Linked DNA regions of Mus musculus: region 2 is linked to region 1. A link is a loop called in an ENCODE intact Hi-C map of the cell type or tissue named here. Cell type or tissue: left cerebral cortex. All regions are shown on one strand. Links, peaks and the distances in the headings refer to the core of each region. The heading gives the core; the rest is flanking DNA. Region 1 overlaps Zmat4 (zinc finger, matrin type 4). Region 2 overlaps Zmat4 (zinc finger, matrin type 4).

Region 1 (16,002 bases), core at 3,497-11,496:
GAGCTCCCACCTAACTCTGACGTTCTGCCTACTCTCTGGTTATATCTGTTGCTCTTGGGCACATGAGCAAACACACATCTGCACACAAAACACATGCTCCACAATTACAGCTCTTTCCTATGATAGTGTTTTAAAGACTTTCTCAAGAGTGATGTATTTTATATACTAAACAGACTCAATTCATTTATTCATCCTCCAAGAAGAGACTTCATGACATCATTTTCTTACTGTTTGGACCCTAATTTCTTCAAAAAGCCCATTTCCCTCGCATTCATGGGAACTGGTAGAAGCGAGTGAGAAAGCACCAAGTTATCAGGCATAGACATTTCAATGACACAGTAGGATTTTCCACTCTCCATGCCCTGAAAAAGGCACTTCTGGTGAGTGCTTACCTCCCTAGTAGACACCTAAAAGCAAAGTGAGTCATGAATAAAACTCCAAATCTGGGATCTCAAACACAGGAGCCCCAATCCTATCCCCTGCAAACATTGGAAACTATAGACACTGCTCTTCAGTTGCAAGATATCAAACTCACTCTGGACTTAGGATTCAATAACAGCCACTCACAATCATTTTGGTCCTTTGGGACTCTGCTCTAAGACAAATCTCAGGATGCTGGTTACACTATGAACATATCCTCTCTCCTTCACTGTCCCGGCCTCCCAGGGCTCTGCCACAGCCCATCAATCAAATCAGTGACCCTCTCAATTGTGCCTGGCAGTGACTCTGAAGCAGAAAGAAGCATGCAGCAGAATCAGGCTGGAGAAAAGGGACCCTGAAGGGTAGATTGGGAATTACCTGTTCATTCAATCTTGCAATTCCCCTGAGACTCCCTTTTTTATGATATGAGGAGGAGTCATGGAAAGGTTCAAATATCAATAGATTTCTTTTTTTTTTTACTTTAAAAATAGTCATCATTGTTTTTTATTAAAAATTGTCTGTATGAGTTTTGAGTGTCCAGCCATAAATTAAACTTTGTCCTGTTGCTATAGTGATAGCTAACTGACACAGCCTTCTTCTGCTTTCTGGCCTCTCTTTGCACAGCCCAGTTTCTCTGGTCTCACTGCAAATGACATTATATGGCAGCATAAATCACCCTTCCCACTTGGACAGAATCTGTACCTCAAGTTCTCTGGTCCAGCATCCCTCCATGTGCTTTTGTCTTCACAGCTATATCCAGACCAGAGATTCTAAGACAAAAACCAAGAAGGCATGGAACTGGTTTGTGTTCCAGTAGGTTGGCTATGCAATTTAGAAGTCCTAGTAAAGATGTTCTTATCTGAAGAAGGCAGCTCAAAGGGCATTAGGTCCCTCGGAATGCTTAATTGATGTCTGATATGAGTACAGATGCAGGTGGAAGAGACAGTGATTCACGGGTCCTGATTGTTCTTCATTAGATGAAATATGTCCACTCAGAAATCACCAGAGTTTGAGAGGCAGTGGTTCACGATATGGCAGCATAAGAGGCATACCTGAGCAGGGTATTGCTTCTCTCTGGCATCAACATTCAGTGAACTAGGTTTTGCATGTCTGGTTTGTTTGTTTGTTTGTTTTCCCCCTTTTGTTTTCATTACAGATAGGATTTCAAGCCAGCTAAGCTGATCAGGCAGGACTAGCCCATGTGTACATGTGCACGGGGAAGCTTCCGGACTGAGCTCGCTCTAAGTTGCTGTTAGGAAAGGCTGTGGCCTGCAGAGGAAGGCAATGTTATGCTAGGCAAGGAATCCAAAGCACCTTCAATGCCATGGCTTGGGTCTTTTCCAGCTCCTAAGTCCTTTCCCTTACAATAACTGGGTTTGTATTTTAGACCCAACACCTGAAGCCTGGGACCAGGGTCCTGTTCTCTTTCCTGTGCTGATTCTCCAACCCAATTCCTGCTCCCTAACTGATACTCACCTGTGATCCTCTTAAAGGGCATCTCTTCGGATTCTCCCCAAACCTCTGGTCTGCATCCAAAGTCCTGCTGCCAAGGACTGTGGGCAACATTCCTCGATCACTCAAGCTTTCTGCAGCCACACTAACATGCTAGCCTTTGTCCCACCCATGGTCTCCCCTTTAGCTTAGGACACACCTTCCATTGCCTACTTCTACATATTTTTGTGCCCAATGGCTGGCAGAATCCCAAGCCTGAGGTTCAGTTTAGCTTCTTGGGACTCCAATTTGGTCTGTGGTTGGCACCTTCCAAGATTCTTTCTGCTCAAAGCAGGTGGATAAGAGGGTATAATAATCATGGAAAATGGATGAGAAAGAGTCTATGTCTTAGCCAGAGTTTCTATCCCTGCACAAAACATCACAACCAAGAAACAAGTTGGGGAGGAAAGAGTTTCTTCAGCTTACACTTCCACACTGCTGTTCATCACCAAATTAAGTCAGGACTGGAACTCAAGCAAGTCAGGAAGCAGGAGCTGATTCAGAGGCCATGGAGAGATGTTCCTTACTGGCTTGCTTCCCCTGGCTTGCTCAGCTTGCTTTTTTATAGAACCCAAGACTACCAGCCCAGGGCTGGCACCACCCATAATGGGCCCTCCCCACTTGATCAATAATTGAGAAAATGCCTTATAGCTGGATCTCATGGAGGCATTTCTTCAAGGGAGGCTCCTTTCTCTGTGATAACTCCATCTTGTGTCAAGTTGACATACAAAACCAGCCAGTACATTCTAGGATATGACAATTAGATTTCTCTGCTCCCCAGTGGAAGATGCTTCAAGCTGATAGTGTAATTTATCCTTTCCCATTCTGGTCTTGCCTAACAGGTTCCTTGATCTCTGTAACCTGAAGAGCTAAGATAGCACCATAGACAGCAAGAACCCAGTTTAAAGGGCCTGAATTTTGTCTTTGGAATACATGTATCCATGTGTCTAGTGTGTGTGTGTGTGTATGTTTTAATGTTTTATTATATTTTTTTGGAGGGCATGCTTGTCTTAGTGCTTATGTAGAGGACACAGTTTAAGTTTTTTTTCCTTCTGAATTACAGAGACAAAGTTTGGAGCTAAGACAAAAGGATGGACCATCCAGAGACTACCCCACCTGGGGCTCCATCCCATAATCAGCCACCAAACCCAGACACTATTGCATATGCCAGCAAGATTTTGCTGAAAGGACCCAGATATAGCTGTCTCTTGTGAGGCTATGCCAGTGCCTGGCAAATACAGAAGTGGTTGCTCACAGTCATCTATAGGATGGAACACAGGGCCCCCAATGGAGGAGCTAGAGAAAGTACCCAAGGAGCTGAAGGGGTCTGCAATCCTATAGGTGGAACAACAATATGAACTAACAAGTACCCCTAGAGCTCGTGTCTCTAGTTGCATACATAGCAGAAGATGGCCTAGTCAGCCATCATTGGGAAGAGAGGCCCCTTGGTCTTGCAAACTTTATATGCCTCAGTACAGGGGAATGCCAGGGCCAAGAAGTGGGAGTGGGTGGGGAGGGGAGTAGGGCAGGGGTGGGTATAGGAAACTTTCGGGATAGCATTTGAAATTTAAAAAAGAAAATATCTAATAAAAAAAAAATAAGTGCACAAAAAAAATTTTTTTTCCTTCCACCACAGAGGTCCAGGAGTCAAACTCGGGTTCTCAGGTTTGCTAGTAAGTTTAGCCACTGAGCCATCTTGCCAGCTCCTGTCTTTGCAATATATTGAGAGTTAATAAGCTATCCTTGAGATCTATGTCCTAGTTCCTGTATTATTTAAATTCCTGAAGATGGATACAAAACCATAAAGAACTATTTTTGGCATGGGATAGTTTTTGATACATAAATAATCATTTTCCCATTTGCGAGCCAATGTGATAACAAAGATACAGCCTCTCTCCTCGCAGCACTACCTCCAAATACCCTGAGTTCCAGATGAAATTTAACAGCAGTCTTCTGCATAAGCAAAGAGAACAGATGAGCTAGTTACTCATTCACAGAAAGAAAAGATAGAAATTTTCCAGTGACTCTCTCTTTGAGGTGTCTATTTTAAGAGATCTGACGATGCGTAGGTCACAAGGTTAGTACTTCAGCCTTTCAGAGAACAAGCGTCTCAACAGAGTGCCCCTTGTTCAATGCCACATCATGCAGGGCTTCCAAAATAAGCTGCACTCATTTCCAGACAAAACGATTCTACACCTGAATGTCACATCCACCTCCAAGAAAACATTATCCTGTACTCAAACTCAGTTGAGAAATGGTGTGAAAAGACTCCTTGCTAGTTGTTAAGCAATTAGCTGAAGAAGTAAGCCAGCAAAGTCAAAACCAAGCGTTGTTTCAGACGCTCTCTCGTTTCCCAAATACCATTTAAAAATAATTACACCCACGATTTATGCACGATTCATTAGACAGCAAGATAAAATGCACTACTAAATTTTAATTGCACTGCAAGAGGAGACATAATGAAAAATATCCCCTAACTTCTTGGGATTATAACCCAGCACAATAACATCTTCATCACAATGTAAATCTTGTCCAAACAGTTCCAGCATTGCTAAATTACTAAAAAAAAAAAAAAAAAAAAAAAAAAAAAAAAAAAAAAAAAAAAAATCTTAGTTTCATAATTTGGTTAAACCTCCAAAGACGTTGTTTAGTTAAACATTTAGAAGATCAGCTAATCTGTGATCAATATTTAAGTTACTGAAGAAAGTTAATAGGTTAGAATCACAACTTCCCAGTAACAATGGCAGGAATGCCACAAATCCACACTTATCTCCAAACTAAAGTGGCTATGAAGACTATGGTTTATTCGTGCTTCTTCTCCACCAAACTAAGAACATAGGATGCCACTGCACCCTGGTGTAGTCAAAGCACAAATGTCAAGGATGCTAATTGCTTTCCATAGACACTGGCAAGAACCTACTACCTATGCAGTGTGCACAACCATACCAATGTGGACTGTGGGCTGAACTTGGAAAGAGCACTAGAGATGTGTATCTCACATGATATGCAATCAACGTGACAGACATCCTGGAGGCTGTAAGCATTAGATGAAAGACAGTGCACAAGCCCATGAACTCATACTCTAAAGGTCCTGTTCGGCTCAGCCTTCCCATCCTTCCCTGTGGGTTTTGAATGGCACCTGCCATCTAACCCAAAAAGCTTGTAGCTTCTGAAAAAGAGGTTGATTCCTATGGCTGAAAAGAGAGGTTCTCTGTACCAGCCTGGATCATTTTTTTTCTTTCCATACATACCTGTGGTTTTCAGTGGAGGTTTCTCTCCTAGCAACAGTTTTAACCTTTTGGCGTGGATTTTGCCTTGGTAATGTGAGTCGGCCACCACAGCTGAGGTAAAGGACATGTTACAGAGTGTACAGCATTTATTCTTATCCACCATGTCAGCATCGCTTCCCTGCATGGGGAAAAGGAGAAAGACAGTGTCACAGAAGAACTCAAGTCCCATGTCATAAGATTTGTCTATTGATGAACAGCTTACAGACATGCTAAACTTCCTCGTTATAATTACCATCACCTCAGTAATATACATTTATGCAGCGGTCGCATGAGCAAGGCCCTGCATTTATAGCAAACTTTGCAGATATGAGTTACCCGAAGAAAAATGAAGCCCATAACTAGGAAAAAGCACATTGTCTGGCTCTGTGAGAAGAGTAGTTGGTAATTGCCCACATTATACTCATTAAAGTAAGGGAAATATCAAAGTTCACATGGCCTGAATTATTTAGCAGAAATTATCATTTGGCATTCAGCTCTGCCTTTGCCAATTTTAGCCTCACCAGGATACATAGCTGCACTGTTCAAGTTGTGTTTAGGGAAAAAAAAGTTTCTCTAAGGACTCGAACATTTTTCATACTTAATTTGCATATCTATCATAGCGCTGTGATGACCACACCACCTAAATTTTTCTGGCAAGATTTTGTGTAATTTTTTTCCCTCTTCTTTAGAAAAGGTGATTGGCTGACCGCTGCATGGGGTGCTTAGTCCGGCTTAATTTTTATGCCTTTGTACGATTTAATGAAAATGAGTCGCGAATCAGAGAAAAAGCAACTCCTTTGTCAAAGCATGGGACATGGCCATTGTGTCTGCAGGTCATCAATTACTTCTACTCTCCCAGAAGATTAATCCTCTGCCTCCCCTCCTGCCTCGTTGGAAATTGAGGGTACAGCGGGCTCTAAGATAAGGACCCAATCTGTTCCTCAGTGGAACCAGAAGAGCAAGGCATCTCATTGTGAAAGAACATCCTTAGCAGATCTCTACCCCCACAATAGTCCCTTCCTAGAGACCCAGAAAACCCAGAAATGAAATTTAAAATTGGATGGAGACAAGGAGGAGGGTGGGGACAGGATTGAGAGGAACAGAGAATTATATAATTTTTGCATAATTATAAGATGTCCGTACTGCTAGAGAGTTGCCTTACACACATTATGTGGTAGTTAGAAAACTAACTCCTTCCTTAACGTAGCATAAATGAGGTCTCTGATAATTAGATTTGGGTATGTGGGAAGATAGCTCTTCTCTGTATATGTGTATGTGTGTTTGTGTGTGGTGTGTACATGTCTCTGTGTGTGTGTGTATCTTCCAGGAGGCTGACCTATACTTAAAAGGAAGGAACAGCAGACTCAAATTCTGAGATGCTGGGAGTGAGGGATAGTAGTCAGAGTCAGTAAGTCGACCCCAAAGGGCCACATTCCCACAAGACCCTGCTCTGGGGAGCATTCTCCCTTGCTGAAGGTTAGCTAAGCTACTTGAAGTTTGGCTTTCAGATGAACATTTACAAGCCACTATATACATTGCTAGGAAATAAAACGGACCTGGCAGAAGAATGGGAGAGTTGGCTCTCACTGATCTCTCCAACCAAGCCTAATGGGGGTGCAGAGTAGAGAGGGAAAGTCCAGGCATACCAGGCAACATCAAATCTCAGAGCAACTGAAGAAAGTATAATGCGTCCACTGAAGAGTGAGGGGCTGAGGGAATTTGGGGAAATAGAGAACAAACTGGCAACCTTCCCACAGTGTGTTAGGCATAATCAGTCCTATGTGCTTTTTAATCAAATGGTTAAATGTTCTGAGACTACAATGTGATTACATCATTTCTCTCTACCCTTCCCTAAATTCAGAGACTCCCAGATACACCCCCCTTGCTCTCTTTCAAATGTATGGCATCTTGTATCATTATAAGATATTATTATTATGTGCATATATGTACATGGGAGTGCATATACATTCCTCAATACAACCGACTCAGACGGTATGTTACTATGTGCATTTTTAGGGAAAACTATTGGGTCTTAGATAACTAGTGGGTGTGTTCCTCTCTGGGAAGACTTTCTCCCACGTTCAGCATCCCTTGTGTGGGGTTGGGGCTTCAGTGCTTGTCTAGACCAAGTTCAGGGAATCGTGGAGGTGAGACTTTATGTGTGTTGCTTCTGACCTTCCTAGGAAACTCATCTCACAGCAAACTCCCCAATCTTGTACCCTTCCCATCTTGTCCTCTCAATGTTCCCTAAGCCCTAGGTACAAGAGTCTTCTATATATGTATCCTTGGGACTTGGCTCCACAGATGCATTTTGTTAGCCTAGGTCTTCCTGTAGTGGTCTCTCATAATGTTGCAAAAGCAAGTTTCCTTGGTGTAAACTTGAAACTACATGTATCTGTGGGTATAAGGACAGATATTTAGATTGTTGTTAGGAATCACACTGGTTTAGTAAAGCAGTGCTTGTAGATGGTTATCCTTCCATACCCACGACTTCACTAGTTGTGTAGGATTCCAGTAGCAGGCTTGAATCTCCTTCTATTAAACAGGCCTTAAGCCCAACTAGAGAGCTGTTAGTTGCTGCCAAGGTGTGTGTGCCACTAGTGCATCCTGAGCATCATCATTCCATGCTGAGCATTGATGTGGTTCATCAGCATCATAGCTGGTTAGGATCACTTGCTGCTTCCTCTTGTGGGAGCTTGAATGGCATCTTTGGGTACCATGAAAGCTAGACCTCAGGCAGGAGGCATTTGACTTAGCTCTAGCTCAGGCTCTCTGGGCCCTGTTTCTGAAATACATGGTATTGTCGGCAACTGAAATTTACCTTCGACTTCTAAGGGACAACCAAAGCACCTGCCATAAGCTGCATGTTTTGGGAATCTCTTGGCCAGCCCTGGCCAGTAGCAGCACAAAAGAATGCTACTCATGCCTGGTATTGGGATTTATCTTAGGTGGTCTCTGGCTCTTGGTAGGAGCAATGTCAGTTAAGACAAAAAGCTCATTAAATAAATATATGTGTGTGTGTGCATATTATTAAACATTATTAAATTTATTAGCTTTTGAAAGTCAATAGTTAATAGTATGATTCCTTGTGGCTTAACCAGGAAGCCTTATTTTAATTTTTTTAATTAATTATTCTATCTATTTACATTCCAGATGTTGTCCCCTCTCCTGGATGATCCCCTACCTCTGGGCATCTGCCTTCCCTAGGGTCTCAAGTCTCTACAAGTTTAAGGGTTTTCCTTTCTTTTGTATTTTCCTCCCTCGCTCTCCAATAAAATGCTTCTCTTTTTCCATTGCCCCAATCAAATCCCTTGCACACTGCTGGTCCCTTCTACCCTGCTCTCCCTTTTCTTTATTTACATACATCTCCCTCCTTAAAGTAACCTCCATTTCCCAGTCCTCTCATCACTAAGGCCATACTTATCTATTGCTCCCCAACCCTTCTACCCTGGCAATGATGCCATTTTATACTTCCCTGGTTTCTGCAATTATCCCAGGCTCTGTCTCCACATCTAAAGATTTGGAACTAGGAACTACAGACGAAAAGGAACCGTTGGCATTTGCGTTTCTGGTTCTGGGTTACCTGACTCAATACGTCCTCTTCTAGTTGTGTCCAGATGAGTGCACTTGTCCATTTTTGTTATCCATTTGTCAGTTGCAGGACATTTGGATGGCTTCCACTCTCTAGCTATTACGACTGAAAGTGAAACTTATAGAGGCGCTTCCTTACGTCCACGGCAGGGTTTCGTGTGAATTGTTTTGGTGAGGTTTCCCCTATTTTGCTTGAGTAAAATAAAAACTCAAGTATGTATAAATTTCCATTCCCTTAATTGTTAAAGATAGTGAACATTTTTTTTTTTGAGGTGTTTCTGAGGCAATATTTTTACTTTTCTCAGGGCCTACATTCCAGGCCAGGTGCTAGGATGGATTGTTTGATTTTTTTTTTTTTTTTTGAGTCTTTGTTTTCTGTGTCCTTTATATATTCTGGAATCAGTCCTTTGTCAGATGTCTAACTAGCAAAAATTCTTTACAGTTCTCTGGGCTTCCATCGCCCAGTTGATTGTTTCTTTACTGTGCAGAGGATTCTTGAGTCCCCAAAGTCAACTGTTGATCTTAGTTCTTAAGCATATGGGGCTGTATTCAGGAGGGCCTTTCCTATACCTGCGTCATGTAGGGTACCACCTGTGCTTTCTTCTAGCAGTTTTATTGTTTCAGATTTCATGTTTAGGTCTTTGTGCAAGGTGATAGATACAAGCCTAGTTTCATCCTTGAGTATGTGGGCATCCAGTTTCCCCAGGACTATTTCTTGAAGATGCTTCTGTTTCTTCAACATATGTGTTTTGGCATCTTTGTCAAATATTAAGTGGCTGAAGTTAGATTTGTTCATGTTTAGGCCTTTGACTTGGTCCTGTTGCTATGCATGTCTGTGTGTGTCAGGATTGTATTGTTTTTATCAGTGTGTCCCTGTGGTGTATCATATGATCTGGGACTGCAATCCTCTACAGTTCTTTATACTCAGAATTGTTTGGCCTGTCTGGTGCCTATTGTAGTTTCGTGTAAATTTTAGTACACTATTTTATTTCTCTGAATAATGAGATAGGGATTTTGATTAGGATTGCATTGAATCTGCAAATAGCTTTTGATAAAATGGTCATTTTCACAATTCTAATTCTACCAGTTCTACTAAATTTTAATAATTCGCAATAGCATGCGGTGTCTTTCCATTTTCTAGTGTCTCTCTTATTGCTTTCTTCAGAAGTTTAAATTTTTATTGTAGAAATCCTTTACTTCCTTGGTTAGGATTATTCATAGCTATTTCCTTTTCTTTAAGGCCAGTGTAAATGGGAGTCCATACATGATCCCCTTAACGGTATGTTGGCTGTTGGTGTGTAAGACATCTGTTGATTTGTGCAAGCTGACTCTGTGTCCTGTCATGTTGCTAATACTGCTTATCTTTCTTTTCTGTTTATACTTTCTAGAAATTTTCTGGTAGAATTTGGGAATCTTTAATGTTCAGTGTCCTATCATTTTGCAAAGCAATAGTTTGGCTTCTATCCTTCTTTGTATCCCTTTGATTTTCTTCTCTTGCTTTATTGCTCCAGCCAATGATCTAAGCATAGTATTGAGACAGAGTGGGCATAGTGGACATCCCTTCTGGTTTCTGACTTCAGAGAGATTTCTTCAAGCTTTTTTCCATTTAAGATGATATTGGCTGTGGTTTTCTCATATACAGCTTATACTGAGGGACACTGGGGTGTGGTCCCTTCTGGTTCTACACGCTGCAAGACTTTTATCATAAAGGCATGTTGAATTCTGTTTAAGGCTTTTTCTGAACCTATTGTAATAATCATGTGATTCTTGCCTTTATGTCTATTTATGTGGCTCATTATGTTTATTGATCACATCTTTTGAACTATCCCTGCATTTCAAGAACAAAGCCCAAACAATCATGTTGAATAATCTTTTTGATGTATGTCTGTATTCTGCACTTGACCTTAGCCAAAAGGCCAAGAAATGATATGTCTGTATTCTGATGGCAACTATTTTATTAAGCATTTTTTGAACCTATGTTCATTAGGTACATTGGCCTCTTATTTTTTGTTGTTGTTGTATCTTTACCTGGTTTGGGTATTAGAGTGATATTGGCTTCATAGAAACCATTGAGAGTGCTTTTTCGCTATTTACTTACTGACTGACTGACTGACTGACTGACTGACTGACTGACTTGAATAGTTTAGGAAGGACTAGCTGTAGATCTTCTTTGAAAGTACGGTAGAATTCTGCTGAGAATACACTGGCCCTGAATATTTGTTTTTTTTTTTTAGCTAAAAGACTTTTTAGCTGCCTCTTTTGTTACCAATCTGTTTAGATGTTGACTTCTTGGGTCAATTGGCTTAGTTCAATGGATAGTTTGGCCAAATCTAGAAATTCATCCATTTCATTCAGGTTTCTCAACTTAATGAAGTACAGATTTTTAAAACATCCTCTTCGATTATCCTGAATTTCTCATGTGAATGTGTGTGTGTGTGTGTGTGTGTGTATGTGTGTGTGTGTAACAACATCTTTATTATCTCTTTTGGTTATTTTTTTTTTTTTAACATTTCAAATGTTATCCCTCTTCCTGGTTTTGCTGACTGCTGTTGTGTTTGCCTCTGCATTTTAATTATCATAATCTGAGTCTTCTCTTTCTTCCTTATAGTGAGTTGGACCAAGTATCTTTCAATTTTGTTCATCATCTCAAAAACAACAACAACAAAAAAAAACCCAGTGTTTAGATACATTCATTTTTTAAAAATTATTTTTCTTGTTTCTATTTCTTTATTTCTGCTCTGATTTTTTTATTATTTCTTGAAGTAAGCTAGGCTTGGATTTGGTTTGTCCTTGTTTTTCTTACCATTTGAACTGTATGATCAAGACAGAGTCTCTCTGTGTTGCCCTGACTGTCCTAGAGCTCAATCTGTCGACCAGGCTGGCCTCAGAAATCTGCCTCACAAGTGCTGGAATTAAAGGCGTGCGCTACCATTGCCTGGCAAGGGAAAAATTTTTTTTTAAGTTTTTATTTACTTAATTAATGTATATGAGCACACTGTCACTCTCTTCAGACCTACCAGAAGAGGACATTGGAACCCATTACAGATGGTTGTGAGTCACCGTGTGGTTGCTGGGATTTGAACTCAGGACCTCTGGAAGAGAACTCAGTACTCTTAACCACTGAGCCATTTATGCACTTAGAGCTATAAATTACCTCACAGGACAGCTTTCAGTATGTTCCAGGGGGTCTTTGGTTTTGTGTCTTCATTTTCATTTAATTGCAAAAAGTTCTACATTTCTTTCTTGGTTTCCTCTTTGACGCACTTATCATTACTAATGAGTTGTTTCATCTTGGCGAGAGTTTGTGTCTCTACCAGAGATATGTGTGCTGTCAACTTTAGGTTTTATTTCATTCTTTTGAGGTAGTACACAAGGAGTGATTTCAGTCTCTTCAAATTTGGAAGCATTTACTTTCTGTTACAGGATATTATCTACTTCAGAAAGGCTTCTATGCCATCCTGGCTAGAATATGTATTCTCTGGTATTTGTGTGGAATATTCGGTAGATAACTGTCAAGTCCTTCAATCCTGATGTTAGTCCTTCAATCCTGATGTTTAATTTTTGTTCAGATGACCTGTTTATTGGGGAAAGTGGGGTATTGAAACCACATACTATTAATGGGTAGACGTTTATCTGAGTCTTTAATTCCAATGGTAGTGTTTTGTTTTCTTTTGTTTTCTTTTGTTTTATGAAATGCAATGCCCCAGATTTCAGTAAACATGTTTAGGATAAGAAATGTCTTCTTGGTTACCTGTTCCCTTAATTAGAATTAAGTGTCCCTCTTTATCTTTTCTGACTAGTATTATTTTGAAGTCTAGTTTGTCAAATGATTAGGACAGTGACGCCTGGCTGCTTCCTGGTCACATTTCACTGGAATTCTTTTGTCTGTCCTTTTACTGTAAGGTGATTTTTATATTTAATGCCGTTTCTTATAGACAACAGATGGATTTTGTTTATTGATCTATTCAGTTAGGCTGTGTTTATTTATTGGAGACTTGAGGCCATTAATACTTAAAATGGTGTGCTAACTGCTGTCCTCGTGTTGTTGATTTTCGGTGGTGTTTGTGTTCTGAGCGGTACTTTGTTTTAATAAGTATGGCTTCATATTTCTTTCCACAGGTCTATTGCTGTGCTCACTCCTCACTTCAGCTGGAAATCATATTTCCTGTATTTTTCTTTGGCTTGATTTGTCGGATATAATTAGAATGTTGATGCTGCGGAAACCTTTTCTTTCTCCTTCAATCACGGCAGATAGTTTCCCTTGGTATATTTTTCTATATTGGCTGTCACAGTCTTTTAAGACTAAGAATGCATTGCTTCAGGCTCATATGGCTTTCAGAGTTTCCACTGAGAAATCAGCTGTTATTCTGATGACTTTTAATTTATCTGTGGCTTGTATAGGCTGGTTGGTTGGTTGGTTGGTTTGCTTTTATTTGGTTTGGTTAGGTTTTTTTTTTCTCTTGCTGCTTTCAGTACACTTTTTTGTGTATACTTAATGCTTTATCTATGATATACCATGGGAATTTTTAAAAAACTCTTGTCTGGTTGCCATTCCATGTGCTTCTTATATCTGTATGGGTGTACCTGGTCTTCATTTGGGAAGGTTTTCTTCTATGATTTGTTGATACCATTGACTTGGGATTCTTCTCCCTTATTTATGCCTATAATTTAAAGATTTAGCTTTCCCCACCATGGTGTTCTGGATTTCCTGTGTGTTCCTTTCATGTTCTTTGTCTTTTTGTTGTTATTGTTGTTGTTGTTTTAAGTTTTCCACACTCCTTGCTTATTTGGTATAGACCCCTCTTCTTTATATCCATGTATGATTGTTCTTTCAAAATTCTATGCCTTGGAGTTTGTCTTAGCAATTCTCATTGGCAGACATTTCTACAGGAGGGATAGGTGTTGGAGAGGAGAGATTGGCTTGATCTTTTACATTGTTGGTATTTTGCGGGGGATGAGATCTTGGCACATGAACTTATTTAGGTCATTCAGAGAATTTTTTATTGACAGAGTAGTTGTAGAAAAAGAGGCGATGTGTGGGAGGATTGGGTCTAGAGGTGGGAAATGGCTTGGGTAAATAGGTGAACAGGGGAGACTTCCCTGGTGTGTGAGATACTCTACAGGTGGAGTGTGGGGTAGGTCTGGGTAGGTGAGAAGGCTGGGTATGTAATGGGAGAGTCCATTTAGTTGGAGACAAGACAGAGAAGACACTGTCTGAAGCCTAATGCTCCTTTAGGGTGCAGGCAGAGGAAGCCAGACTAGGCTGGTATCCTGGTTGTAGGGTTTGCATAAACGGAAATGAGGAATTTAGGGGAACACACTGGATTAAACCTTGGAGAATGTGTTGGAAAGATTTTATTATAGAGCAGGGTGGCTGGACCCATGGACAATTGTAGGTGTGGGTTCAGGCAGAAGCTTGGACATTGATTAAGGTGGAGTTAGGAGTAGCCATGGTAGGCTAGGCACTGGTTGTGTGAGTTTGGCTAGATCTAGAAGGTTGTGGGAAAAGTATGGATGGGGAGGACTGGGGTACTCACAAGGCTTGATCCTGAAACAAGGCATGGGAAGGCTGAGTACTGGATGAGAATCAATCGTTACCTAACAACATATTCTGCAGCACGGTTATGCCATAGATGCAGGATAAGAGAGCAGTGTGGCAACAAGGAGATCGAGATATACGAGAAGGTAATCAGCCTCAAGGCCAGCAGTGTGTACTACCGCACACAGCACTACCGCACAGTCTGTATGGTTCAACTGTATCTACTCCAGGGTTGGTGGTAGAAACACACTACCCAGTCACAGGGTCTGTCCAGTACCAAGATTTAACTGGGGATTCTTGGCTATCTAAGTTCTAAATTAGTGCTTTCTTGAGGCGACAGGTCATTTCATCTTTCTAAAAGTTTCCCCACTACAGACAGAGCAAGGTTCACATGTAGCCCAGAGTGAAAACTTCATAAATTTTGATAAACGGACCTCAATGAATGTATTTAAATATCTTGCTTAAAGAATTAAAATAGCCCCCAAAGCTATCATGTAAATGAAGAAAGAACCTAGGATTATCTTAAAGCAAGGACTCTATTCTGGAGACAGGGAGTTTAAGTGCAATATCTGCATCTCTAAGAAGAAGAACAAATAAGTTTGTGGTACACATGAAAGCTTCCTACAGAGAGGCATTTTGCAAAGTTAAGAAGTTTTCAATAGAATTCAGTCAAGAGAAAAAAATACCAGGGTGCCTCTGGCTTCCATCTCCTCCTGAAAGGCCTTTCTCTTTCCCAAAGTTCTGTTTTTTAGAATTCAATTGATACCATCATCTCCACTCAATTTAGCTTCAGGTGACACAAAAAGTCCCAGAGAGATGGTCACTACAAAAATGGCAAAATGAGGCGCTTTATAAAATTGTTTCTCAGCAAAACAATCATTAACTGCTGAAAAACATGTCTTTGAAAAATACTTTAGTGTTACTAGAATTATTTTAAAAGCAAGCAGCATTAAGGATGTTTGAAAAAGTCATGTGGAGACCTACTATTGCATAAGCTTCCTGGTATTTTTTCATTTACTTATGCATATAACACAGGCATTGCCTTATACTCCTCTTGGAAGCCATAGGCTGGCAAATAAAAACCCTAGCCAGATATATATAGAATATCTCCCCACTATATAGAATATCTCCCCACCACATAGAATACATTTCCACTATATAGAAAGCTTCTCACTATTTAGAATATCTCCCCACTATTTATAAAACTTCTCCACTATATTTAATATCTTCCCACTATATAGAATACCTCCCACTATATTGAATATCTCCCCACTATATAGAATACCTGCCCACTATTTATAAAACCTCCCCACTATATAGAATAACTTCCCACTATATAGTATATCTCCCCCACTATACTGAATACCTCCCCACTATTTATAAAACTTCACTCTATTGAATATCTCCCCACTATATAGAATAACTCCCCACTATATAGAATACCTCTCACTATATTGAATACCTCCCCAGTATATTGGATATCGTTCCACTATATAGAATAACTCCCCACTATGTAAAACCTCTTCATTATATAGAATACCTCCCTACTATTTATAAAACTTCCCCACTACATTGAATATCTCCCCACTATATAGAATAACTTCCCACTATTTAGAATATCTCCCCACTATATTGAATACCTCCCCACTATTTATAAAACTTCACTATATTGAATATCTCCCCACTATATAG
Region 2 (16,002 bases), core at 3,827-11,826, 160 kb after region 1:
ACAGATGTTGATTTCACAGATGTTCAAAGAGCATGCTCACGCACCATCATCAAAGCACTGAAGCGAGGGAGTTTGCACGGCAATAAAAGATTCTTGCATGCTTGACACACTCAGCTTCCAAAGCATTTCCACAGCACTATTAAAGGTTGCATTCAGTTTACCACAAAACCCCGTGGTGAAGGCGGGGTTAGGAGTGTGTTGTCATTATTATTTCCGGAGTCTATAGTGGAACCTGGGGCTCAGGGGAGTTCAGTGAGGGAGAGTGACAACTGGCACTTATTAGACTCATATCATCGGATGAAAATCAAACATTGCTGGCTAAGCCTTGTAACCCAAGCTTCTTTATAAGTCACTACACCTGAAAACCCCTATCCCAGAGCTCTGCGTTCTTTAGACATCAGAATACACAATGCAGCACTCAGTGTCTTGGGATCCCAGTTCTCTGTGCTCCCCTCTGGGCTCTGCAGTCCTCCCTGGGACATAAGATAATCCCTCTTCACTCATCCTCTGCTGCTGATACAGGATCAAAGAACATCTCTCAGTCCTCCCATGCAAAAGATCACAATGCCCTTCTGGAATATTTGGGGTTTAAAACGTGCTTGTGATTGCAGGAGACTCCTACACTCTGATGAACATTTAGGGCACCGATCGCTGTAAAGGATACCTGAAGAGGAAGTGCCTTAACTCCTGCTGAGACCCAAGTTTCCCTGTGTGACTAGCAAGGAAGGGCCTTTGAGCCTGTCTTCACTTTTGTGTCTGACTGACACCCCCTCACAGAGAGAGCAAATTGTGATATGTATCCCTCACAGAGATAGCAAGGGAGGGAAGCCCACAGGGTTCCTGTGGTGGGAAGAACACATTAAAAATATTAATAAACATGGATAAATAAATAAATTTTATTTACCCAGGGCTGCAGAATAAATTCCCCAACCTTTACTCCCTAGTTCCAATAAACAGAGTCCAGACCTGGCTCACACTCTTCAGGCTTATGGTGTATGGTTCTGAAAACTCCCCAAGTCCCAGGAGCAAGGATCCTCAAGTGCCATAGCAGGACTGTGGTTGAGTGAGCAGGGTTCTCCTTACCTCATAATGGGCCACCCGCTGGGACTCGGATATCAGCTGTGCGCTGCACACCTTGCAGTAGCTATCTGTAAATAAATCCTGATCGATATCGGAGGACTTCATCAGGCTAAAGGAAAGTCAACAGAAAAAAAAAAAAAAGAAGAAGAAGAAAGGGAGTCGGTTACTCTGATGATAATGAGGAACACTAAATGTGTGAAAAGCCAGGGTCCCAATAGCTGGTGTGCTGATCAACAAAACAGATCTGTCCAACCCCCAATGTTACCATACCAACTAATCTCAATAATGAGGCGTTGATCATTTGCCTATGAAAATCCAACGGAGGTGCTAGAGCCTTAAAAGATAGACTCCATCTTTATTGTTTCTGCTTAAACAAACCAGATTTGTAGGTAGTGTTTTTCTGTGACAAAATAATTAACACGTGTGATATAGATGAACAAAGCTTCGCAAAGTACCCAATTCATGCAACAATAGGAAATAAGCCAAAAGCATTCTGATACATCCTCACCCTAGAGATAAGATGTGGGCTACAAATCTAAATTCAGAAGTGTGCAGACATGTATGCTCATAGCAGAGAACTTGTTTTTAAATATGTGTCATATACTTCCAGAAATGATAGGTCACTGTTTTGTAATAACTTTGTTTTAAAATGTTTCTATAATGGACATTTTTTTTTATCGAGTAACAATTTGTTGCAGAAGCTTTCTCTGCAGCCTAAAATGTGGTTTGAATTCAGTGGCTACACTTTAAAGCAATCACAGCTTGGAACCCAAGGAGATCTTCCCATGCATACTGCCTTCTATGTTTAGGGATTTCAAAATCCATTAAACCATCTTAACCACCTCAAACCACAACTGAATAAGTGGTAAATAAATGCACCCTCTACTTCCAACCTGCCGTGAGAATGTGGCCCAAGTCCTCATGCCTACAGAAGTGATGAGAGACAACAGATAAAGCCTGTGCCAGACTGCATCATAGACAGGCAAGAGAGTCTCCACCTGTGGGCCCACTGTGTGCATGATGGGTTCATCCTACTCTAACACCCTCGCCTTACCTTCTGGACTGTCCAAAACTTCAGTACTGTTCGGTGGTGTGACCTAAATGGTTCCCTTTTCCAAAGAAGCCAGTTCCACCACAGGATTGCTGCTGCCGTGTGGTGTGTGCGAATCACTCCACTTGCTAGGTTTTGGTTTAACTCACAAATATGGAGATTATAGTAGATGTTTTCACTTGTTGAAAAATTGCAGTAAATCAAAGAAGGCAATATCTTAAAAGTGCTAAATATGAAACTTTAATCATATTTTCAAATACCTGGAACAACCAATAATTATTGTAGACTAATGAGCCTTGGAGCTGATGGCGATCTGTACTTTCTGGAAGTATTTGTCCCTAGCAAATGGTTATTTAGCTTGAAGCCCACCTTTTGCTATAGGCTAACGTTTACTCCTCATCATACTCAATGCAATCTGTCTCAGGTCTGCTGCAATCTTCATGTCTTTTGGATTAAACACAAATCTACCCTGTTGTACTTTCCCCTCATTAATTCTGTCTTAGGCCCAACAGAGAATCTTCTGTTTTCACAAGATACCCACACTTGAACTTCTGAAGAAAAATCCTTTATGTCTTGTTCTCAGTCCTGCCCTTCCCCCATAACCTCGTGTCTTGTTTTCAGCATGGTCCATCTTCAAGAGCAGTACCAAGGAAGCAAAGAGGCCCCGGGAATGGTCTAACAGGGAAAAGCAGGCCCTACCAATAGTATAGCCTCGGTTGTAATCTTTATTCTCATCCCAGAATGAAAAATGGTGAAGATAACTTCTGAGTCCGGGGGAAGAAATGCAACAGAACATGAGAACTGTCTAATAGTAAGTGAGAACGTACGTCTTTAAGCCAAGTTCCTGTAAGTGGCTGCACTTAAGGATTATCATCTTCTCTGCTATTTTTAATAAAGAAGTGCATGAAGATAGATTCATGGGTGACCTGCTTAATAAGCATCTCTGCGCGCCCTGCACACTCCTTCCTCATCCTACGGCCAACTGCGGGAATCAGGCACCGTGAAAGGATGTTCAGGTGCAGGCTGGACTAAGCAGAGCGAGTGGGCGTCTGTGTCTCAGGGAAACAGCTGTGTGGCAGAAATAGCTTTAAAGGCAGAACACAGAATGTGTAGACTACCAAAAAAATCCCACAAGAAGAGAAAATATGGCTTTTCCCATCATCTTACGTAAGAATATTGATTTGAGCAAGTGTGCGTGCAATGGAACAGGCAATGAAGACCCTTGTGGGTCTGAGGCATGAGCGAAATACCTGAATACGGTAAGTGCTAGTGGGTGGCCACTGCTGGCCAAGCACCAGGCTGGCCCGAGTGAAGAATGCCTTCTGTGCAGGTCTCTCTAGACAAGGAGAAGATCCCATTCGTGACTCAAAGACTAGAATTCTTGAGATGGAAAGCTACCATCTGGTCCCCGCCTCTGGCTTATCTGAAGAGCTCTCAACTTCCCTGTCCTTCAGAACACAACAGGTAGGAAGAGAGAGAGAAAAGCAGAACAGACTCCCCTTCTTAGCCTTGTCCACTATGCCAGCTGGCCATGTCTCCTATAGCCATTGGGAGAGCAACAGAGCCATGGAGTCCTCCATAGGCAGAGCTACAATGTGAGGACTTCCCATCTGGAATGCATAAGGTCCTTGGGCATTCTGAGTAAAATGACAAGCATAATAGAATGGAAGCATCTAATTTCTTCTAACTGGAAAAAAAAAAAGTTTAATCTTTGCTGCTCAGCCAAGAGCACATATCAAAGGCACATCACAAAGCCATCACCAGGGACTCAAGTGACCTAAATTATTTCCAACATTCACCCAGAATGGTGCCATCCCCAGGAGACCCAGAGCAGAGGAGCAGGCCATATGTGAATCTGGTCGGATGACTTTGCTGTCCTAGGTTCATTCTAGGAGAACCAGGTATATGAAATTGACAGCACAACAGTATAAGAGTTGAATGCAGAATTGGGCAATACATATATATTCAAATTTCATATGAATTCAAAATTCAAATACATGAAATTTGAAAAGCAAGAGTGTGTGTGTGTCCCAGCAGCAGCCCCTCACTGTATATCCCTGGCTGGCCCAGAACTGTCTATGTAGACCAGGATTCCCTTAAATGTGCAAAGCATCTCTACCTCCCAGGTACCGGAATTAAAGGCATGTGCCACTATATAATAGTCACTGTGACACTACTGTGTGAGGAGCAGAGCAATGACAGTAGGCACAATCTTTGGTTCCAAATCCTCAAGGGGCAAGATAATGAGAAATACTGTGCACTAGCACACACACACACACACACACATACACACACACACACACACACACATACATACACACACACTCCAGTCTCTCAGAAAAAGAACTGAAAAAAAAAATTGGTAAAAAGTGCTAGCTTGCTTGAGATGACAAGATAGATTATCAGGGAACTCTCCAAGGAGGTTGGATGAAGACTGAATGATGGATAAGATAAGGATGGAGAGAAACACATCCAAACTCTAAATTGGTTTTTTCCCCTGGCGCGTGCACACACACACACACACACACACGCACACAAGACCTGCTTATCAATGGGCATAAGAATGCATGTGAGGGATTAACTGTGGACATTACAGAGTAAAATGGAAGCAAAGAGAGCTAAAAGATGGATGGAGGAGACCCAGAGGGATGGGGAGACTGTCAGGAGAACCTGACAACAGTCAAGTTCTAAGTGCATCTCAGGGGGCCCAGAGAGGCCTTTCCAGAGCTCTTGGATGCAGCTTTCTTCTGGCCTTCTTAACAGCAGGCTGAAACCATCATGGGCTCCACAAGAAGGACCAATACTGTTCTTTCCTCTCCATGAGTGACAGTGTGAAAAATCAAGGTGACTCAAGAGACCTTGAGAGCCCCGTGAGACTCCTGGGAGGAACAAGCCATTAGCTCCCACTCCAGTTTTGTGGCTCACCAGCCAGGTGTCCAGCCAGCTCAATGCTTTCTGTGCTCTGGTCTCTCCATGTGTGTAAAGGCAAGGGATGAGTCTCACCGGGATGCTGTAAGGATCAGTAGTAGGGTTGGTCAAACATCAGACCAGAGTGGCAGATGGCAGACCCTTAAGAAGTCAATATCCCGATCGTTGTTAGCAGTGTTACCAATTCTGAGGTGGTGCTTTGGGGTTAATACTGTAAATATTTAAGGAGAGAAATAAACAGAACCTCATTGGCAGCTGAGCAGGGATGAAGACCGACCCGGTGTGCTGAAATCATAGTTCCTTTTGACATTCTATGACCTGGACCATCCTCAGACAGCGAAGCACAACTGACAACCCCTCCTGCCAGCTTGGGGCCTGTGAAGACCCCACACTCCAGAAATGTCTACGGTCTATTTTTATCACTGGAAGTACCAAACCTCACTGGGGGAACTTGATTTGAATTTGTCTCCCCCTCTCCAATGTCTGTTCTTCCCCCCAGAGCCTGCTCCCTAGGGGCCACAGGAGGAAGCATACATACTTCAAGGTTTGGCAGCAAGCCATATGCACCAGCAATCTTAGTGCACATCTTATTGCTGTGGCTGATCCAAGATGTCTGAGTAGCCATGCTCCATTGGGGGTGGGGGGCATCAACCTCACCCCAGCTCTCTGAAGAAAGAAGCCCTGACGGTCTTCACTGTGTGGTCATCACTCTACCATTAGCTATGGAGGCCATCCAGGTGGTTAATAAGCCACCTTCCACCTACTTTCTCCTTTCAGTAGCCATTTAAGGCCAGGAATTAAGACTTGTGCCATTCCCAACCTAAGAGCCCCGCAGGTTTGGCTCAGGTCTGCACTGGACGGTTTGCAGGGGAAGGACACCTGGATGTTGGCTCTAAATTTACTTTTTATTCATAGTGCAGATGGATCTGAGTAAGACATTTTGGATTTTTATCAGAGACTTGGGAAACTTAGAAAACATACAGGGTTTGGGTTGGGGACTGGGGAAGGCGGGTATAGGGAGTGAGAAAGAAAGGTGACTGGCCCAGCACACCTTTTAGGGGATTGTTGTTTGTTTGCCTGCAATTATGATGAGGGCAGATGCAAATTTCAGACACAGCTGGCAGCTGTGAAATTATGTACATGTTTGCTTGGGCAGCTGTCCCAAATTTTGTATATTAGAACAAAAGTTTCTATGATTTATCACAACTAAAAGTAAATATTCTAAGTGAAGCCCACCTCTGTCATGCAGCTTCGGTCATGGGAACTTCGCCTTTAGAAGGTTACTCAAGACAGGAGCTGGGTGGCTTAGGAAGGGGCAAGGAAATGTGCTATGGCAGATGGCCTTACGGCCTCAGCCGTCAGTGTCGAGTTTTTCTTTCCATGATGGCCACAGGAAGACCTCACTTTCATAACATGCTCCTCCTGATACTTTGTGTAAAGATGCTTTTCAGTAAAGATTCTCTCAGGAGGGATGTGGCTGGGAGCTGGGAGGCAAGGTGCTGGAGTCCTTGCTCTCCAGGGAGCTTAGCTGTGTGACCTTGGGCAAGTCACCTAACCGCTCTGTGGTTCCATTTCCCTATTGTAAATGGGAGTAATACCTACCTCACAGGGTTGTTTGGGGGATTAATTAGAGAGGAAGTCCGTAAAGCATTTAAAAGGTTCTTAAAGAAGGCGCTATATAAATATAAAATAATATCTATTAAAGTTGAAAAAAAAGAGCCCTGCAGGTGTCACAGAGGCTGCTCTGTGATCTCTCCAAGTCCAGAGAGCCACCATGGCAGCTCCTCTAAGTGCATTCCTAACAGTACGTGATCCTTGCGAACTCTCCTGATCTGGAAGTAAAGATTTTGCCTGGGGCTTCCCCCTACACCAGCCCTTCGGAAAGCCTTATTTTCTCTGTGAAAACACTGAGACTTGGGGCTGACTAACTTGCCTGAAGGTTCCTGAGTCTCCAACATGACAGTCAGTGTTCCAGGCCAAGGATGAGTCTTCTGTCCACAGGGGCATCCCCTAGCTGGGCTGCCTTTCTCCGCTCTCTGTGTGCAGCTTAGTCTATGCCATGGTCCCTCTGTCCAGGACCATTAAAAAAAGTGTTTGAAAGCCCAGGACAGATGAGTTAAGGGGCCATTTCTGACCTCAGTGCCTAGACTTCCCTTTCTTGGCCTGATCAGAGCTATGACTTGCCACCATCTCATAGACGTTCTGCATCCATGTTTATATCCACAAGATTTCAGATATGGACACATGACAACCTTCAGATCAGGTACCCACTACTATTTTCAATTTAGCCTGACCCTTTGAGGAACTATGGCATTCCATGCCCAAGCCAACCAGGCCTTCTGATCCAGTCTGGCACCCTCACCCTCAACCCCACCCCCCACCCCCTCTCTCTGCCATATGCCCTTCCTGCCCACCATGAAATAACTAGGCTGCTCTCAGCATCTCTAGCCTCTGCTTCCCAGTATTCAACAGAGACAACCTGAGCTCTTATCTTCTGCAATGATCCCCTAAGAATGCTTTCAAATCAAATGCACCTTCCACATTTTACAATACCACCAAAGCAACTTACAAGTTTTTTGGTTTTGTTTTTTTCTGTTCTGGTTTATTGGTATTAAAACTATGCTCAGAAGCCAGGCGTGGTGGCTCACACCTTTAATCCCAGCACTTGGGAGGCAGAGGCAGACAGATTTCTGAGTTCGAGGCCAGCCTGGTCTACAAAGTGAGTTCCAGGACAGCCAGGGCTATACAGAGAAACCCTGTCTCAAAAAACAAAACAAAACAAAACAAAAAACAAAAAAAAACTATGCTCAGAAAGTCGGGGGGTGGGGGTGGGGGTTAGAATGAGGACTGGCCCATCTTCAAGACAAAACAAATAAGCTCTGGATTGTTCTGTTGTCCTTTTTGGCTTCTATCCCCTGACCCCTGATGCTATCTCCCATACTTTCTAGCTATGCCTGTTTTTCACCTCCTCCTCCTCCTTCTTCTTCCAGGTCTCTGTCACTAGAGCCTACTCCACTAGCTTACCTAGCAACAAAGACAAAAAGAATTGGAAGGCAGACCGGATGCTTCAAAATACAAGTCAACGTGCTCCTCTGTAACTCCTCAGGCACCCCAGAGCCTCTGATGATGGCTCTGTCCTGTCTCCACTGCATCTCCCTCCAAGCCAAGAGGATGATGCAGTGATGCAGGGCTGGTTGCCGTGGCAGCAGACTAAGCAGGGAAATGGGGAAAAAAAGCCAAAAACATTACTCCAAAAATGAAAGTAGGTTCCGAAATCCTGCCAGAGGACAGGGTCGCAAGCAGACTTCAGTAGGAGCAGAACACGTAAGGATGCCTGTGCTAGAATTTCAGTGTCATCCTCCTGCCCACGTTCCCCCATAAAAGATCTCCCATCGTGCCTTTGTGTAGGGTGAAGGTCAAAGATATGCTCATCTTGAAGAACCTTTGGGAGTCTGTGCTTCTCCAAATAACAGCCATCCTTCTGGCCAGGAGGCCTAATGTTCCAATAAAGGAATTTGGTGGTTCACACCCTCACCAGCCATCAACCAGCTACACCCACAAGTTCTGTTTCCTACCCTGAGCTGAGAGCGCCCTGTTTCTACCCCCACATTTTTCCCTTGCTCTGTGTTTGCTCAGCAGGAGCAAAACTGACTCACACCATTTGAGTAATTGCCCCTTAAGGGCGCCACTCTCTTCCCTTGTAAGACTAGGCTCTGTGGTTCCTGACTCACAGGCACGTGCCACTGCTGGGTACCCTGGCAATAGAACCACATCTGTCAGCTTCTCTCTTATGTACCCAGAACCACATCTGTCAGCCTCTCTCCTGTGTGCCCAGCCTGGCCCCAGTGGCATCTGGGAAGGAAGGCAGCATCAGACTGCCAGCTTGCAGGACAGTGGCACTCTGGCCAAACTCTGAGGCAAGCCACAGTGCTTGCAGCAGGTGCCTGGCTCACAGCCACTCCTCCTCTCAGGCTCCTTTCCCTTTGGATGGGCAAATTTGACCCACAGATCCCGCGTGTGGGATGTCAGCAGAATGGGTGCTGAGCAATGAGGCCACAGCTTCGGCCTTTCTCTGTAGTTCTTTGTAAGTCCCTCAGGAATCTCATGCCACTCACCAAATGTCATCAACCAAAGTCTCAGACATGTCACAGCCTGGTAGATTGCCCCTCTACTCGTTACTCGGATTTGATTGGGTATTGTCAACATGCCTAGCACTGCTTGGATTTCAAGGTTAGTGCACTGTTAATGAACTTCTAAGATTCTGATCTCATGGAGAATCATTCACCATACTACCCCTAAGGTTCTGGCCAAGGTGATGTCAATACTAGAAGTCCCCCTCCACCTAACAGTAAGACTGGGCTGTAAGCAAGTGCCAGAGGCAAAAAGGCCTGGTAGAGGGGGGAAAACCCTCTGTCTAGGCTTCTAGAAGATACTTACCATCAGTCTGGGGAAAAGCCTGGTGTGCCCAGTAGTAACAAATCTGTCTATGCCCAGATGATGGGCCTAGCAAGCTAATGAAACTATGATCAGGGAAAACTACGTTTGCTTCTGCAAGACACTGCTGAATAAACCCCAGTACCTTCATCAGTTGGGTGGACAAAGGGTAGAGATCTTGGGTTTTCAGTTCCTTTTCCATATCAAGTCAGAGTAAAACCAGAGCCAACACCACACAAGGAAGGACAGACAGAAATAATGAGACAGAAGGCTCCTATGCCCAGGAGGACAGCGAAGGTGGGGGAGGGAAAGTGAGAGATCGAAGCACAGCCCAGTTTGTCATTCATTAAATCAAATCAATGCCACACACATTTTAGAGAGTCAGACCCTACCCCCCATCCCCCCACCATTCAATTGAGGAAGCGATGGCACAGTGGTCAAGCATATACGCTGCACCTGGAGAGGGCCATGGGTTGACTTCCTAGCACCCATGTTGGTCAGCTCTCAACCACCTTTAACTCCAGTTCTGAGAGTTTCTGGCATCCATAGTCACCTGTACCCACGTGTGCACACATATACACTTTAAAATATAATGATAATAATAATAATAATAATAATAATAAATCTTAAAGCAAGGCAATAGTTCATTGTGGGGCCATCAATTTCCAAAGGAAGCTGGTGAATGTTCAAGAAAAGTGGATTTCTTTAATTAGCCATAAATAGATAGATAAGTAAATAAATAAAAATCCTAGCACTTCTTTTCAACATTGGCTACAAGTCTCCAAACTTACAGTTTATAGATAAGCCGGCATTCCTTTACTGTATATTATTTGCATGATCTGTAAAGACAGGGCTGCCCTGTCTTCAATGCAGCCATCATTGGATGGCAGTGCCTGCCTCCAAAGGTGACATAAGGCAGCATTGCCAACCATTGCTTGGCTTTGAACCTTGGTTACTTGGCTACTGCATAGGTAGCTGGTCAGCCAGACATATCTATGTCTGTCTTTCCTTCATGACAGCATGCTAATTTAATGGGACCTTTTTCAAGGAATCCAAACTGCCCGGCCCTGAATTGTCTCACCACCTTCCTTCCGGGCACCAACAAACTGTAGGACCTCTAAAGGGGCCAAAGTGCCACTTGAATTTAAATTTTAATTAACCATTCACTTTTTAATTATTGAACTAATTAATTCCATCCAGTAACTAAAATATGTCAGGGGTTGGGGGGAAGGTCTGGCTACCCATCAAGAAGTTTTTCAGAGCTCACTGTCTGTTCCATCCATTAAGGAGAACGTCCATTCAAATCTGAGAGCTGGTTTGAGGTCTTGTGACACATCTTGTCTCAGCCTGTGCAGCGGAAATGCTGGTGGCTTAGAGAATTCAACCACTGTGGGAATGAGCCGGGTAAAGGTTACTGTGTACATCTTGTGCTCATGAATAATCAGTGAGGAGACCGGTGACAGCAAGTGTGACAGTGAGGTGACAGCAAGTGTGTCGGGCTATCTTAAGTGCTGTAGAAGGTGTGGACACGGGATCTTTTAACAAGATAGCTTGAAAGCTAAGCATTATCCTACAAACCCAACAGTCCTACTCACACCATTTTACTGGGAGAAAAAGATCTTGCTAATGTACAATGTAGAGCAGCAGGGGGAAAAGATCTTGCTTGCTTATTTTATGTACAATGTGGTGCAGGTGAAGTATGAGGATGGCACATTCTTCAAATAGCAAAATTTGTACACCTCACATACGCACAGAGAATAGATAAATAAACTGAGATAGATTGGCTACATAAATACAACACGGTGAGACAGCGGAATATGGACGCACCATGGCCACCTAATAATCACATGGAAAGAGAGCACAAAGATATTTTTAAGCCATAGGCATCCATCCAGGTAAGATACAATTCAGACAATGTTTGGGAATAATTAAACACAGGATACAAGATGATGTTACCTCAAGTGAGAGAGGAACAAGATTGGGGCAAGAAAGAACCAGATAGCTAGGAGTAGGATGCTACCAGATCTAATCCTTGCTTCAGAAGATGCCGTGTGGGTGCTCATTCTGCTATTACAGATGGTAAATGGTGAAAGTGATAATCTGATGACAGAGATGACAGACAAATAGACACACAGACAGATGGGTGGATGGATGGATGGGTGAATGGATGGATGGATGGATGGATGGATGGATGGATGGATGGATGGATGGCATATAGATGCCAGAAGATAAATAACAGACACCATGTATATACCAATGAAGGCAGGATTGTTTGAAAATGAAGCATCTATATTCTATGTCACAGATAGCTCTTTTTTTTTTTTTTGGTTCAGTCTCCAGTTAAAAAAGATTAGACTAAAGTCCACTCTTATATCCAAAATATCATATGGCTAATCTCTGTGTATAAGTGATGTATATATACTTCTAGGCTTGGTTGTGAAGGTCCAGTGCACACTGAAATCTGGTCTCTCCCTCTTGACCAGGATGGATACTGTCACCTTGGTAAACCTGAAAGCCTGCGTTCAAGAGTTCAAGAACACAGGGGCACTGAAGACCTGAACAGACTAGAATCTCCTTACAAGTTCCTGAAATGAACCTCTGATGTCCTCAGCCACTCCAATTCTGGGATTTATCTAGCATCACCTTAACTATATGGCAATGATTAGCTTCGTATGACTGAAAAACTTTGTACAGACATGCACCATTTACCTGGGCAAGTACCTTATATGTCTTGTGGGGGAGCTAGGAAAAAAAATTAGACTGTTCCACTTGCCCCTGTGTTCAGTGTAACAGAGGGGTCAGCTATGATCTCAGTATGGCTGCTCCCTCACAGCAGGGGCAATGCAGTCCACTACTTTCTGGAGACTAAAATAGATTTATAGGAATGCAAGGCATTGTTTTTCAAGGCTGAAGCCTGTTATTAATGCGCTGACCAGAAATGGAGTTCAGATCCTGGAGGCCCTTTAGCAATATTGCTCTTTCTCTCTGCCTTTGAGCAGATCTGTCTCACTACCTCTGGCAGGACTACGCTCCTGTCTCCTGAAATCTACTTTGGTATCATATGAGGGGGCAAACTGAGCAGATGGTCATGACCACTGGGATGCCAGGTAGTGACCAAGTGCTTCACATCAGCGTAGCTGGGTCTTGTCACCTCGCCAGGAGTGACAGCTTGGCTGTCTGGCAACAGCCCTGATGTTGGGAGGAAAACACACATCTCTCTAGTCAGTTCTTAATTTATTTATACTTTCTAATCCACCCTCCCACCCCTGCCCCCCCCCCCCCATCCATTCTTCCCTCCTTAACAGCCGAGATGAATGGCAACTCAGCAGCTTCCTGGAAGGGAGACTGAGTTGATACATATTCATCCCCTGGCTGGGTTGCTCCAGCCCAGGCTCTGGGGCCAGACCAAGCATGTCCATATGGGCTGGCAATGCCCTCTGTTGCTCGTGCTTACTTACCTTCACTCTGGTCTCTAGCCTGACAGAGAATTGTCAGTGACCCCTCCCAAAGATCCCACCTACCAGCAGCAGTCTGACCTCTCACCTCTATGCTTCCTCTTTCCCATGTCCCCGGTTTGAAAGGACTTGGGAGGGCCTGCTCTCACAACAGATAGCAAGCAAAGAGAAAGATGGCCTGACTGGAAGATGAAGGTCAGATGAAAAGGTGGTGAGACAGACGAAGGGAAGTGGGACACTCCTTTTGTATCTGAGCATCTTATTGTGTCTGAGCATCCTGGAGAAAGAATAAGGCCATCCCAAGATACAGACAAGTTTTAAAACATTGTGTCATTACATAGAGTCTGGGGGATCATCTAATCCAATCCCTTCAGATGAAGAAAGAATACAAAATGACACCCATGCCCCCTTTTATGTAAAAAGGAAAATGGAGATACCCACCAACCCAGTAGCATTCTTTTCCTATAACTCACTTCCAACTTTTAGCTGTTTCCTTTAGAGAGCCATTTGGCCAGGAAGGAATAACGCCGCCATTTTTAACTCTTGGTACACAACGCATGTCTGACCGGCCAGTGGCACCAGCATGACCTACAAGAACCTTCCTCCTGGCCACACCCAAAAGTGCCTGGCAACCCGGATGCAAGCAGGGGTCTTATCTCATGTGGGACATCTTATTTACAAAGGTCAAGCCCGGGCATCTGTGACATGTGGCCATATTTGTGACACCATTCTGCATATCTAAGTACTGACTGCATTCAAAGGAGAGCGTTGGCTGCAATTATTCCTGTTTCTCACTGACCAGAAATAGAGTTGTGTCCCGTGTCCCCAAGTCAATAGGCTCGGACTTGATGACTGAGTAACCAGGACTAACTATGGAATGAAGACTGGAAACATGGAGATGCAGCAGTTCAGGTACCACCTCAAGGAGAATCTTGCCCCAATTACTGGGGATGTGGGTAGCATGCAGCCTTGGCAGTCAGTCCTTCAGGACCATCCTCTGCTGCAGAGAAATGATAATTCACTCACTGTCACTCCTCCCTTGAGGCCACAGCCACCAGCTGGGGTCACAAAGGAAAAGCATTCTGATCTTTGCTACTCACAGTGGCCCACCACCAAGAGGTCACCTCAGCTGCCAACTCCCAACTGAAGTCCCTGTACTGAAGTCCAGCTTCTCCCTGCCTCACCTTATTCCGTTTGTGCCCTCCACAGGTTTCCCTCTCCACAAGAGCATCCCTAGTGAGTCCCCTGAGCCCCAAGCCCTCAGAAGTCTGCTTCCTGGCAAGCCCTAATTTTGGCATGCCTTACTGCTGCTCCTTCATAAGGCAGACCTCACACAGTAGGTCCACACTGAACTCTGGCCTCATTGGTGACTAGCAATGCACTATATTCTACAGCCAGAGGCTGAATCGATTCCCAGAGCCCAGCAACTCCAGAAGTTCCTGAACCTAGTCACAAAATAGCATTTATGTGATGGGAGGAAATGAATTGTTTCTGGTGAAGCTGTATCCTGGGATACCTTCAATACTGCTTAATAATATGCTAGGGTTGAGTCCCAATCAATTCCTGTCCTTTTGAACACACAGTATAGCTACAGATACTATCTACCATCTGACTTGAACTGATGCTTCTGAGATCCATAATGTCAAAGAAGTCATATTTCAGTAACACTTCCTACCCACTGCTAAAAATATTTTTTTTCTTCCCACACAGCTATTCCTAATGAGATATTTCAAGCCACCTGCACCCGAGGGAGTTCCTTGACTAATTTACCCAGGAGTCCCATGAAAGAGAAAATTGTACACTACAGTCCCCCCCCCTTGAAGCTGCCATCGGGAGGGGGAGAGCAGGAAGAGCAGCAACCGGGAAGATTATTCTGCCCGAAAACAAAAGCTATCCCTTGAGATGTCATATGACCATAGACGGTCAAACTCAATATAGTTTATCACATGTTTGTGAAATGACTATACCCACAGAAGAGCTGGCTCAGGTGCACTGTTGGCTTTGCCCTAGGATCCTTGTTGCTCCTGGGCTTTTTGTGAGAAGAAGCCTGAACAACTTCTAGTTATTGATGTAGAAATGGGGTCCATCCCATATACAACCACCAAACCCAGACACTATTATGGATGCCAACAAGAGCTTGCTGACAGGAGCCTGATATAGCTGTCTTCTGTGAGGCTCTGCCAATGTCTGACAAATACAGAAGTGGATGTTCACAACCATCCATTGGACGGAGCACAGGGTCCCCAATGAAGGATCTGGAGAAAGGACCCAAGGAGCTGAAGGGGTTTGCAGTCCCATAGGAGGAACAATAACATGAACTAACCAGTACCCCCAGTGATCCCTGGGACTAAACCACCAACCAAAGAGCCCACATGGTAGGACTCATGGCTCTAGCTGCATATACAGCAGATGATGGCCTAGTCAGTCATCAACAGGAGGCGAGGTCCTTGGTCCTGTGAAGGTTCTATGCCCCAGTATAGGGGAATGCCAGGGCCAGGAAGCAAGAGTGGGTGGGTTGGTGAGCAGGAGGAGAGGTGAGGGAATAGGGGGTCTTTGGAGGGGAAACCAAGAAAGGGGATAACATGTGAAATGTAAATAAAGAAGATATCTAATAAAACAGGAATAAGGAAAAAAACCAAAGTGAATATTAAAAGGAGGAGGAGGAGGAGGAGGAGGAGGAAGAAGAAGAAGAAGAGGAGGAGGAGGAGGAGGAGGAGGAGGAGGAGGAGAAATGGGATGAGCTCAGCTTGTCACCAGCCAATAGCTGCTCTTGCCTCAGTCCTCTCTGTACCTTGTGGGTGGTGTGTGTGCATCTCTCATCATTCAGCTGATCCTGGTACCAGGCAGCACCTCCCTAGGGTCTCTCTCTCTCTCTCTCTCTCTCTCTCTCTGTCTCTCTCTCTGTCTCTGTCTCTCTCTCTCTGTCTCTCTCTCTCTCTCTGTCTCTCTCTGTCTCTCTCTCTCTCTGTCTCTCTCTCTCTCTCTCTCTCTGTCTGTCTGTCTCTCTCTCTCTCTCTCATCTCCCCAGAGCTAGGTTAAGGCTCCTTTCCGGGT

Evidence for each region. A loop is a pair of places that touch in the nucleus more often than their neighbours do. Peaks named below come from ENCODE experiments on the same cell type or tissue, not always from the same donor. Only the 100,000 strongest peaks of a DNase experiment are listed, where the experiment ranks them.
Region 2: a loop joins it to region 1, with 2.1 times the contacts of the local background. A loop is called at or near these places in 2 of 42 quality-filtered maps.

What each region holds. Positions count from the first base shown.
Region 1 is chr8:23,891,332-23,907,333 of GRCm38, reverse strand. Zmat4 (zinc finger, matrin type 4) reads right to left here. Exons shown (of 7, transcript NM_177086.4): 4 at 5,163-5,319. Among named protein-coding and RNA genes, the nearest start is that of Gm51564, 150 kb to the left of the region's middle. In left cerebral cortex, for the core only: no CTCF peak of the experiment used is centred there; DNase peaks (open chromatin) are centred at 4,005, 6,209 and 6,520; H3K27ac peaks cover 2,451 bases.
Region 2 is chr8:23,733,587-23,749,588 of GRCm38, reverse strand. It overlaps Zmat4 (zinc finger, matrin type 4), which reads right to left. Exons shown (of 7, transcript NM_177086.4): 2 at 1,084-1,189. The coding sequence starts at 1,185. Among named protein-coding and RNA genes, the nearest start is that of Zmat4, 72 kb to the right of the region's middle. In left cerebral cortex, for the core only: no CTCF peak of the experiment used is centred there; DNase peaks (open chromatin) are centred at 8,273 and 8,711; H3K27ac peaks cover 1,957 bases.